Linked DNA regions of Homo sapiens: region 1 is linked to region 2. Evidence: read pairs that join two places in POLR2A ChIA-PET (ENCODE). Cell type or tissue: HCT116. All regions are shown on one strand. Links, peaks and the distances in the headings refer to the core of each region. The heading gives the core; the rest is flanking DNA.

Region 1 (5,390 bases), core at 98-5,097, 57 kb before region 2:
ATAGCACTAATGATGATATTCATAAAAGTTATATTCTTTAAAAAATGTAAGATTGGCACAAAAAGAGAAACCAGTGTACAACTTGGTTTTCGAGCCAGCAGTTGTAAATAGATAGTTCAGAGTCATCAAGGCCCTCCTCTTGCTCTGTAATAAATCACACATACCCTCTCCACCTCCCACCCCTGCCACCAACCCTGCCTCCATTGGCTTTATTAAGGGAATTTATTTTATTTAAGGGAAAACGAAATGCTTGCCAGATACATTTAGTGAAGCTCCTGACTTTTTTAACCTCGGTTGTGGGTTACAATGAGGATTCTTCAGTTACATCCACTTGATGAAGCTCTGGGAATCCCCATATGTGCTAAGATCACGTTGGGATGCCCCAGTCCCTCTGCTTGTCCTAGTTTCAGTCCGTTGAAGCCACTCACTTTTCTCCTTCAGCCAGAACAAACACTAGTGGAAGGCCTAGCAATACTGTTCTTTATTTAAGGAGGAGAGTCCCTAGCACTGCCTTTCCTGTCTTTTACCCTTCCTTACCACCATCACCACCACTATCATCATCACCACCACCACCACCATCACCATCACCACCACCACCATCACCACCACCATCACCATCATCACCACCACCACCACCACTACCACCACTACCATCATCATCATCACCATCACCACCATCACCACCACCATCATCACCATTACCATCACCACCACCACCACCATCATCATGATCATCATCTGGGTTATTCTTTCCTCATGGAATTAAATGATGGAAGACCTAGATTTTATTTCCAGTTCTGTCGGTTTATAGCAAGGCTTGACCTTGGGTTATTAAACCTCTCCCAACCTGCTCCATGGCTCTAAAATGGGAAAACCGATTACTTCCCTCTGACTCTGAATGTGCTTTGTCCACTGTTCAGTCCTAAATACAGGCAGTGAATTATTACAGTGCTCTCTCCTATCCAAACAGACGTCACCCACCCCTTTGTAAAACACTCTGCCATTTTGGGCATGGAGATTTAAAAATCCTGGAAGAAAAGAATTAAGGCTTGTGCTCTGGTATAAGCCTTCTTGTACAGAGCTGTTCAAGAAGTATATGTTTACTAAGTATATGCTGATAAATTGACTGAATGCATGTAAATTCTTAATTCACTCTCTGAGGACCTGAGGAATTGTAATTTTCTTTAGGTCAGAGACCTGTAGCTCTTGCTGGGAAGCCTTGAATCACTGTCTTTCTGCCTCACATCCCCCACCAATGGCTCCCAGCATCATGCTTTGCAGAGTGCAAGGTCACAAATAGTGAGAACGGACTGCCAGGAAATGGGATCTGGCCCCCCGTGGGGACTCAAGACACCTAAGGGCACCATAGACTTCCCCTCTTCTGGTTTCTTCAAGGTGTTCGATATTGGATATCTCTTTTCCTCCTTAGCATTATAAAATACTAAATTGCTTTGACAAGACAGAAATCCACATTTGTTTTATTAGAACTTACTTAACATATTAAAGGGAAATGTTTAAGCTAAAATTTCAAGATTTCACTCAGACCTTCTTTGGGTAATTAAATGTCACTGGTAAACAGGAGGCTGCACTGAATGTCCTGATCTCTGTTAATACCTAAACTTTTGCTGTTGTTTAATGAGCTTCATTTATAACACACATGCCCACTACAGCCCCCCTCTCAGGCCACAGTCCAGTCACTTCCATGGCAATTGGGATGATTTGTTCCTAGTCTGTTTATTCATTTAAAAAATACTCAGAATACTTCCTGAAAATCCTTATTCTCATCGAAAATATGTAACCCTGAAAAGCCCTTGTCCAAATTCGTGCCCTTTTCTCTTCACTCACAACCTTTAGCTTTTGGTCTAAAACAGTGCTTCAGGGACCACCATGTGCATACACGTCACCTGGGGATCTGTGCACGGTCTGACTCAGGTGGGGCCCAGATTCTGCATTTCCAGCAAGCTCCCAAGAGGAGCCAAAACTTGGTCCCAGTCCACACTTTCAGTAGCAAGAACCTAAACTTTTTGTGGATCAGCCTCAAAATAATTCCTGTTTAATTTTACACCAAGAAAATCCACATTATACTTACATAATTTTGTAATGCAAGAGAAACAAATGTTTAAGCTGAGCAATTTCTACACCACAAAAATAATTCTATTATTCTTTTTCTCTTGAAATACCAAAACCCATCATCTTTCATTTCTATCTCCACTTTATCTCCATTTCAGCCTCATATTCCCTTCTCCTATTTCAACCTGCTCCACAAGCAGAAGGCAAACTAAATACATTGAGTGTTACACAAGCACAACTGCACCCCAGATTTTCAGGTGTCGTTTGCCTTTCAAATATTAAATAATATCTAAAATGTCTTGAGCTTATGTAAAACTTTATGCCTTACAAAGGGCTTGCATACACTTATTTCATAAAAATAAGTTCATGTCTGGGAAGAGATGGAATAATGGAGTTTTAAAAAAAGGTAGATGTACTTTGGAGTGAGATTCACAAATCCTGTCTCTGCTAAGAAGTCAATCTTGGGCAAATTACTTAACCTCTTTGCTTATATTTTCTCATCTGTCAAACAGGGTATGTAATAGTGGCATCATGAGCTAGCTATTTGGACAAAGGTTATAGTTGGAAGATTTCAGAGAAAACCGAATGGCCAATACTTGGAACCTAGAGGGCCTTTGGTATGTGTCCCCTCGATACCCACATCAGCCTGTTCCTCTAATTCTACTTCCTGTGCAGGGGTTTTTCAATGCACTCTGTTCTGGGGTACCTGTCCTTCTCCAGGATAGCACCTAGAGTCTAACACCATCGCTTCCTTTCCTCTTTATCTGCAGACCTTTCCAATTCCTCTATAAAACCTGCCGCTTTTGTGAAACATGCAGTGGTATTTGACACCTAGGTTTCAAGTGATCAAACAAGACATGATGACAAATCTAAGAAAAATGACACCAACCCTTTGAAGGAAACCAAAATCAATTCTCTTTCCCCCTCTTCTTCGAGCTCCCCTCTTTTTCCACTGTTATCTTACCTCATCTATCATACTTAGACAGAAATCTGTATGTCTAGTTTCAATCACCGTTTCTCAGGCAACAGCCAAGCCACTTAGCAAGAGTCTAAAGCAAGCCAATATAATATTCTGCCCAGAGTAATATTCGGCCAAAGGTTACTGTGCCAGAGTAGGTTAATTATTCTAAGAGGACTTACTTTTACTATAATTATTGGTCACTATGAACTAATTAAAAAAAAACCCTGCTGTTTATTAAGTGCCTCTGTATCCCCTAGAAGCTTTTACATATGTATCTCATTTCATCCTCATTACAATTCAGTGAAAGATTTTTCAATTTTAAGGAAGTTTTAAGATCAAGTCGGTGAAATTACTTAAGGTCACAAGTTAGTGACAGGCAAGTCAAGATTCAAACAAAGCCATAGGCGATTGTCTGATTGTGTTTTGTTACTGTTGCTTTTAATTTAAAAATTAGGTTTAGCCAAGTAACATGTGCACTATCTGAAGGTAACATCTCCCAAATAGGTCAGTTTCCCCACAGAAGGATTCTCCCAGTTTCTCACTTGGAAGATGTAGACCTGGCTGCCAGCATTCTGGGAGCCCCCAGGGAAATGGCCTGAGGTCTCCCTGTTCAGTCCACTGACTTCCCCTTAATCTCCTGGTCCAGCATCTTATCACTGGCCCAAACTGAGCAAATCTTACAAGAAATTAAACTCCTTGTCTTTTTTTTTTCTTTTTCTCATTCTTTTGAACGAGATACCTGCAAAGGAATCTTACTTTTCTATATAGCAATTTTCAAAACATCCCGTTTTCAGGCCCAGTCCACAACCCTGCCTCCAGGGGCTCATATCGCTTTCACGTCTTGACATTCGGAAGTTCTGCAGTGCAACATGGCTGGCCTCTTGTCATCTTCTCCCGTGATGGATCTCTAGGTCTGCCCTGTCCCTGCTGTACTAAATCAGTTACCACCTATTCATTTGCTTTCCAGCTTCCAAACATTGTGTTGAGTTCCCCCATTTGCCGTGGAGCCCTCTCCTGTTCTCTTTGCCTTTATTAGTTTGTATTTTTCAAATTCCTTCGGTATCATTTTAGTGGAGTTTGAGGAGAAAACCGCAATACATGTGAGAACTCTTTTACCATGTTTAAAAAGAAGTCCTATCCTCTATTATTGGTAATAGTTATTTTATTTTATTTTATTAAAATTTTTTTTATTTACATTTTTTTTCTTTTTGAGACAGAGTCTTGCTCTGTCGCCCAGGCTGGAGTGCAGTGGTGTGATCTCGGCTCACTGCAACTTCCACTTCCCGGGTTCAAGCGATTCTCCTGCCTCAGCCTCCTGAGTAGCTGGGATTACAGGCACATGCCACCATGCCAGGCTAATTTTTCTGTATTTTTAGTAGCGATGGGATTTCACAATGTTGGGCAGGCTGGTCTCAAACTCCTGACCTCAGGTGATCCACTGCCTCAGCCTCCCGAAGTGCTGGGATTACGGACATGAGCCACCATGCCCAGTCGCTTAGTAGTTATTTTAGAGTCATGGTGTGTTAAATAATGCCCAGAACCTCACTTGACCCCCAAACCCAAATAAACAGAAGCCAGTTAAGTTGGGCCATAGATACTTTCTAGTATTTCATAAAATAGTAGCCTAAATGTATTGGACATGTTAGTCTTATGACTAAGAAGAAAAAAAGGAAGGAAGAAAGCAGGAAGAAAGAGAGAGGGAAGGAGGTTTAAAAAAAAAAGGAATGGAAAATAGCTCCCTAACAATTTTTAAATCATACATGATAATAAACTTTATATTTTACATAATTTTTCTTTATTAATACTTCTTGGACTTCACTATAAAACAATTTTATTCTCATACAATAACTCTCTCAGGGTTTGGCTTCCAGAACGAATCAGAAGGCAAAAACTACAATTCTACTGTCAAGATTATAGTTTGCTTTAAACCCAAAAGCTGTCTTTTAAAAAATTGCATCCCAGAAGAGCATTTTTGGATTTTTAAATATCCTATTTATCCTCTCTAAACTTGGAATCTGATGTCAACATTGGCTTGAAATCATCTGTGGCAGATTTATAATTTTTCTGGAAGGGAAAGAGGGAAAAACAAGATGAAAAAATGGGGATGTTTTTTCTTTTGGCTTAAAACCAAAGATTCAAAGCTGGTATGAATGAATGGCTTGGAATGAAGCTTCTGGTGAACATAGTGGTGTTTGCAGCCCTGCTACAACCTTTACATGGTTTGCAGTCTCCCCACTTTGCATCATAAGTGCTGGCTGAGGTTATTCTGGGGAGATGATAGCTGTGGAAAATGTGATTTAGAACTCTGCTCCCACCCTGCACACTCCTTGTCCAGGACTATGCTGGATCAATGCAGCTC
Region 2 (5,390 bases), core at 328-5,327:
CTTGTTGGTATCTAGCTTTAAATGTGAAACTTGGGTTGTCTCCTATTTGTTTGTTTTATTATTATTTTGAGATTACCCTCCTCCTAGTGGTCACTACTACCCACATAGGGTTTGCCTGTATCCACTGCAAGATGAACATTTTCAGGATATTAAAAATAAAAGTGTAATTGAAGTAAATACACTGGATTTTCTTTTATATTCAGGAAGCAGTGTCATCTTCTTATGTTTTGTTATTGAAATAAAAGATTACATGCAACAAAGCTTAGAACCATATTACTGTGATTCGTAGGAGAAACTTCTCTGATATTTGTCCTAATGCTAAGGAAATTATGCTTTTTTTCAAAATGTATTTTATCTTTTTTATTGTATAACTATTTTAATATTAATAAAAATTAAGGTTGAAGTATAATAGTTACAAGAACTTTTTTAAATATCAAGAATCTTACTACAATTATCAAGAATGCTTGTTGCATACATTCTTGGATTTTGGAGTTGTTTCCATCAAAGCTGTTTTTAATTAAATATTGAGGTATTTACCTTTTCTTTACTATTTTCCCAAATGGCATGCTGGCCTTTCAGGCCAAAGTGGAAATGGAGTTTTTTCTCTTTTAAAAATTCTTCTTGTAGTTTTCCGAGAGACTTCTTGGTGTATTTGTTATCTGACTTCATGAGTCAACTAGAAAGCTCATAACTGAATTTGCTATCCACTTTTAACAGTTTTGGTGTATTAACTTTATTACAAGCTTGACTTTACTATTCTACTTATGCTTTCTTGAATTTATATATTTATTTTATCATATTATACTGTTTATGTTTGTTTTTGGTGGGACGGGATCTCACTCTGTCACCCAGGCTGGAGTGCAGTGGCATAGTCATTCTCAGTGTCCCAAGTAGGTAGGACTGTAGGCGCATGTCACAATACCCAGCTAATGTTTTAACAATTTTTTGTAGAGATGGGGTTTATTTGTATTTTTAATGCTACCTCAAGAAGACAGTGTATAGTCACTTTTGCTATAACATGACATGTTCCTAAAAGTGACTGTGCTATGCAATGCTACATAATAAAAAGCACAGGGCTTATGAGAGAAATCAGATTATGAAAATAAAATTTAAAAGTTTTGTCAGTGACATATTTAGAAAAAGATACAAATCAAATCAAAGGTTAGTAGAGTTTTACACATTAAATGGTTAAGGAAAGCATAGTACAATAAATATGACACTTTACCTTGGGAAAGACCTGAAGTTTGTTCTTAGAAGTGGGACTCAGAAGGGTTGCAGCTTGTGAGTTATTGTAAAGTGGTGAAAGAAAGATGATCTGAAATAGTATGGAAAGATATAATACCAGATAAGGATGGGTGGGGTTGATGATACATAGTAGATGTTTGAGGTATATGCGTTTTGTTCAGTTGGCCTGTATATTAGTTGGTTCTCACACTGCTATAAAGAAATATCTGAGACTGGGTGATTTATAAAGAAAAGAGGTTTAATTGGCTCATGGTTCTGCAGGCTGTACGGTTAGCATGGCTGGGGAGGCCTCAGGAAACTTCCAATTATGGCAGTAGGTGAAGGGGAAGCTGGCATGGCTTACATGGCTGGAGCAGGAGAAAGAGAGAAGGGGGAGGTGCTTCACACTTTAAACAACCAGATCTAGTGAAAATTACTATCATGAGAACATCAAGATGGAAATCTGCACCTATAATCCAATCACCTCCCAACAGGTCCCTCCTCCAACATTGGGGACATGAGACTTGGTCAGGGACACAAATCCAAACCATATCAGCCTGGTTTCGGTTTTCTGCATTCACCTAGCATTTTTTGGTAGATAAAATCATGCAGAAACAAAAGTGACATATTCAACAAAAGTGTTCTATTCACGTTTTTCCCTAATATATCAAATGCATTGGAACAAATTTGCTTTTTCAAAAGAAGCCTAATAAAAGAACTGTATAAATAAACATATGTCTTGAGGAGAGCTATTAACTTTTTGTCACAGCATGTCATTGCCACCTCTTTTTCTGTTTTTTGTAACAAATACTGCAACTTTTTTGTTTAAAGTTCACAAAATTCTTTTTTTTTTTTTTTTTTTACATTAAGTTCTGGGATACATGTGCTGAACATGGAGGTTTGTTACATAGGTATACATGTGCCATGGTGTTTTGCTGTACCTATCAACCCGTCATCTAGGTTTTAAGCCCTGCATGCATTAGGTATTTGTCCTAATGCTCTCCCTCCCCTTCCCCCACCCCCACCTCTCTTTCTTCATATGATTCACACTATGTTGTTTCTGAAAAGTCCAGATGACCCATGGAGTGTTTTCTTTGTAGGAAACTACATTCTGAATTACGTGGCATCACAGCCCAAGCTGGCTCCCTTTGTCATCCAAGCTCTTATTCAAGTCATTGCTAAAATCACTAAGTTGGGGTGGTTTGAGGTTCAGAAAGACCAATTTGTCTTCAGAGAAATTATTGCTGATGTGAAGAAGTTTCTCCAGGTAAGAAGTCATTGCTACATGGTTAGAACATCACTACTTGCTTTTTTTGGTTTAGAATACTGCTCTTCTTAAAGCGATATAGTTTGTTTTGTGACTACCAGTACCATGTTAATTATGATTTATTATTTATCCTCTGGATCCTTTATCATTTATTGTTAGTAAATGAGGATCGTGCTGTTACATAATTTCCAAATCAGAAGAATGTAAATAATCATGTTTTCTAATTTCAAAATGTGTGTACATTTATGACACATATGTCTATGTACTGTATATATAAAACATGTATATAATGCTTTTCATAGATTATGTAATTAAATGTTCATCACAACCTAAAATGAAATAGATTTTATTTTGTAAACAAGAAAACAGGCTTAGAGGGGTTAAATAATTTCTGTAAGATTGCATAGTGACTGATTAACGCATACAGCTAGCATTTAATAAGCCTCCAACTTACGATAAATTTTTTAATTTTTTAATTTTTACACTATACCACATTGACTATATCAGTTTCTCAAGAATGTTTTCAATTTCATCATTACACATTGTATATAGGTATCAAATAGGTACAGCTATTATATATCAATAAAGAATAGTTATTTTAAAAACAATATTTTTAACCTAAGTGATTAAAATAAAGTCATAGTATATGCACATTTAACTTACATAAATTCAGATATATGGACAGCCAAAAAAAAAAACCAAACCAAACCAAAACAAAATAAACAGAGGCAAGAAAACATTAAACTAAATCATGCCAGTGATTCCATGTCCTGGGCTGATTTAGGGAAACCTGAATCTGCTCTTGTTTCCTGTTTACTCTTACTCAGGATGACTGTCATGCCTTGCTCAGTATGATTCAGATATTTGAAGATATATGTATATATTTTTTCATACAAACGTAATTCCCAAGTAGAAGAGAACTATTTTATCTGATGTCCAGCTAAAGAAACATGATCTGGACTGGGCGTGGTGGCTCATGCCTGTAATCCCAGCACTTTGGGAGGCCAAGGCGTGCGGATCATGAGGTCAGGAGATCGAGACCATCCTGGCTAACACGGTGAAACCCTGTCTCTACTAAAAACACAAAAAATTAGCTGGGCGTGGTGGCGGGCGCCTGTAGTCCCAGCTACTCGGGAGGCTGAGGCAGGAGAATGGCGTGAACCCGGTAGACGGAGCTTGCAGTGAGCGGAGATTGCGCCACTGCACTCCAGCCTGGGCAACAGAGCAAGACTCCGTCTCAAAAAAAAAAAAAAGAAAAATCCATGCTCTGTTAGTATTCTTGAGGAAAAATTGGCAGTTTTGATTAATAGATGGTTCAGTTTTGGTTCATGGTTGAGTATGGGCAATTTTGACTTTCGGAGATTTTACTTTTATGCAGTAACTTTAAAATTCAACCCCTGTCTAAGATATAACTTCATCATATAGTGCAGTGCTGGAAACCTCAGAATATGAAATGCTAGGTTATGCTGCTTCTGTCTTATCTATGTTGTTAAAACCTGGTTAACAAATATTTGATCATTTAGAACTCCACAGGAATAAGTGTTCTTAGCTCTGAGGAGATCAGTTTATACTAGGGCAGAAGGATAGTTTATTCAGGACAAGTATGAGCTTCACACTTCAGAGTTGCATTTGTAAGTTTGGCAAGCACAGTAGCATCCCCCTTTTGTCTTTTACTAAGATTGTTCATCAAGATTTATTTGAGTAGACAAGAGGCGACCATGCAGTTCTTTAAAAATAAAGTCAGGGTTGAAATTGAATGAAATTCTTGTTGGCTAACATTTCTCAAGCTCCCTCTTTAGTGGCCAGTAAGCTCAACTTAAGTTGGGATTCAATGTACCTTTACCAGTTCTGGAAGACCAAAAGAAACAACATGTTTTAGCTTGAAAGTTTATTATATAATAGTATCACCATAGAATAGTTAGTACGTGTTTTTTATATATATATATATATATATGGCTTGACCTAACCCTGCATCATGAGAAAGTCAATTTTGGCTTTAGTGTTTTAGTTTTCTAGAATATTATCATATGGTTCCTTTGAGTATTAGCAGCTTTTGTGAATTTTGTCCTAAAAGTTATTTTAAGTTTGTCACATCTTTAACAGCCTGAACTTTTGTGCATTCTCTTTTTTCTATTATTATGGCCCTCTTGCTGCCACACTCCAAACATACTTATGTGTCTCCTTTCTACTGATATACTCAGGAGATCCTACTGTCATTTAGGGCAGTGCTATTCAAATTACCGGTCTTCAGCAAGATAAGGAGCTTATGTAAGACTGTAAATGAACATAGTGCCTTCTTCATTGAGAAAGACTTGCTATGACAAAAAAGCCAGCTGACCTAGTGTACTTTGTGACTTAGCTGTTTTATAATCTGTTACATGCTCTTTATTTTGTCATGGACGAGTAACAAACTATTTTCAAATTAGAATTGAGTTTGTAGGTCATCAATCAGCTGGTTCTAGCAATTGGTCAGGGTACCACACTTTGGGGAACATTAACCTGGTGTACACATAGGATGGATGTTTCAGTGTGTAGGAAATCTGGAGCTCAGTTCAGACACTCAGACTGTCTTGAAAGGCCATAAATAATTAAAATGCAAAAATTGTGAGACCTTTTTTTGTTCTGAGATAATTTGAATTTAATTACATCCAGTGATAATGGAATTCTGTGATAGTTAAAAGGAATGACCAACTATAAAATTAAGATTTGAAAAGTGTATCTATCTTCTGTGTCAGTTTTTAAAAATGATTGCAATGTAATTGGATGCTGCATTTATGATTTTCATAATTCCAGTATGATTTCACACAAGGGTAGTTTGTTAGTAATGTGCATATAAAGTCTGAATTTTAATGATGGAAAATTTGAGATTAAATTGGAAGCTGATTAAATTAAAAACATT

The links. Peaks named below come from ENCODE experiments on the same cell type or tissue, not always from the same donor. Only the 100,000 strongest peaks of a DNase experiment are listed, where the experiment ranks them.
Region 1: POLR2A ChIA-PET joins it to region 2 with 5 read pairs; 5 of 35 experiments call an interaction of 5 or more read pairs at or near these places.

Annotation. Positions count from the first base shown.
Region 1 is chr5:170,833,494-170,838,883 of GRCh38, forward strand. No RefSeq gene overlaps it. Among named protein-coding and RNA genes, the nearest start is that of RANBP17, 26 kb to the right of the region's middle. In HCT116, for the core only: no CTCF peak of the experiment used is centred there; a DNase peak (open chromatin) is centred at 2,914.
Region 2 is chr5:170,890,063-170,895,452 of GRCh38, forward strand. RANBP17 (RAN binding protein 17) reads left to right here. Exons shown (of 28, transcript NM_022897.5): 4 at 2,325-2,491. Among named protein-coding and RNA genes, the nearest start is that of RANBP17, 31 kb to the left of the region's middle. In HCT116, for the core only: no CTCF peak of the experiment used is centred there; no DNase peak of the experiment used is centred there.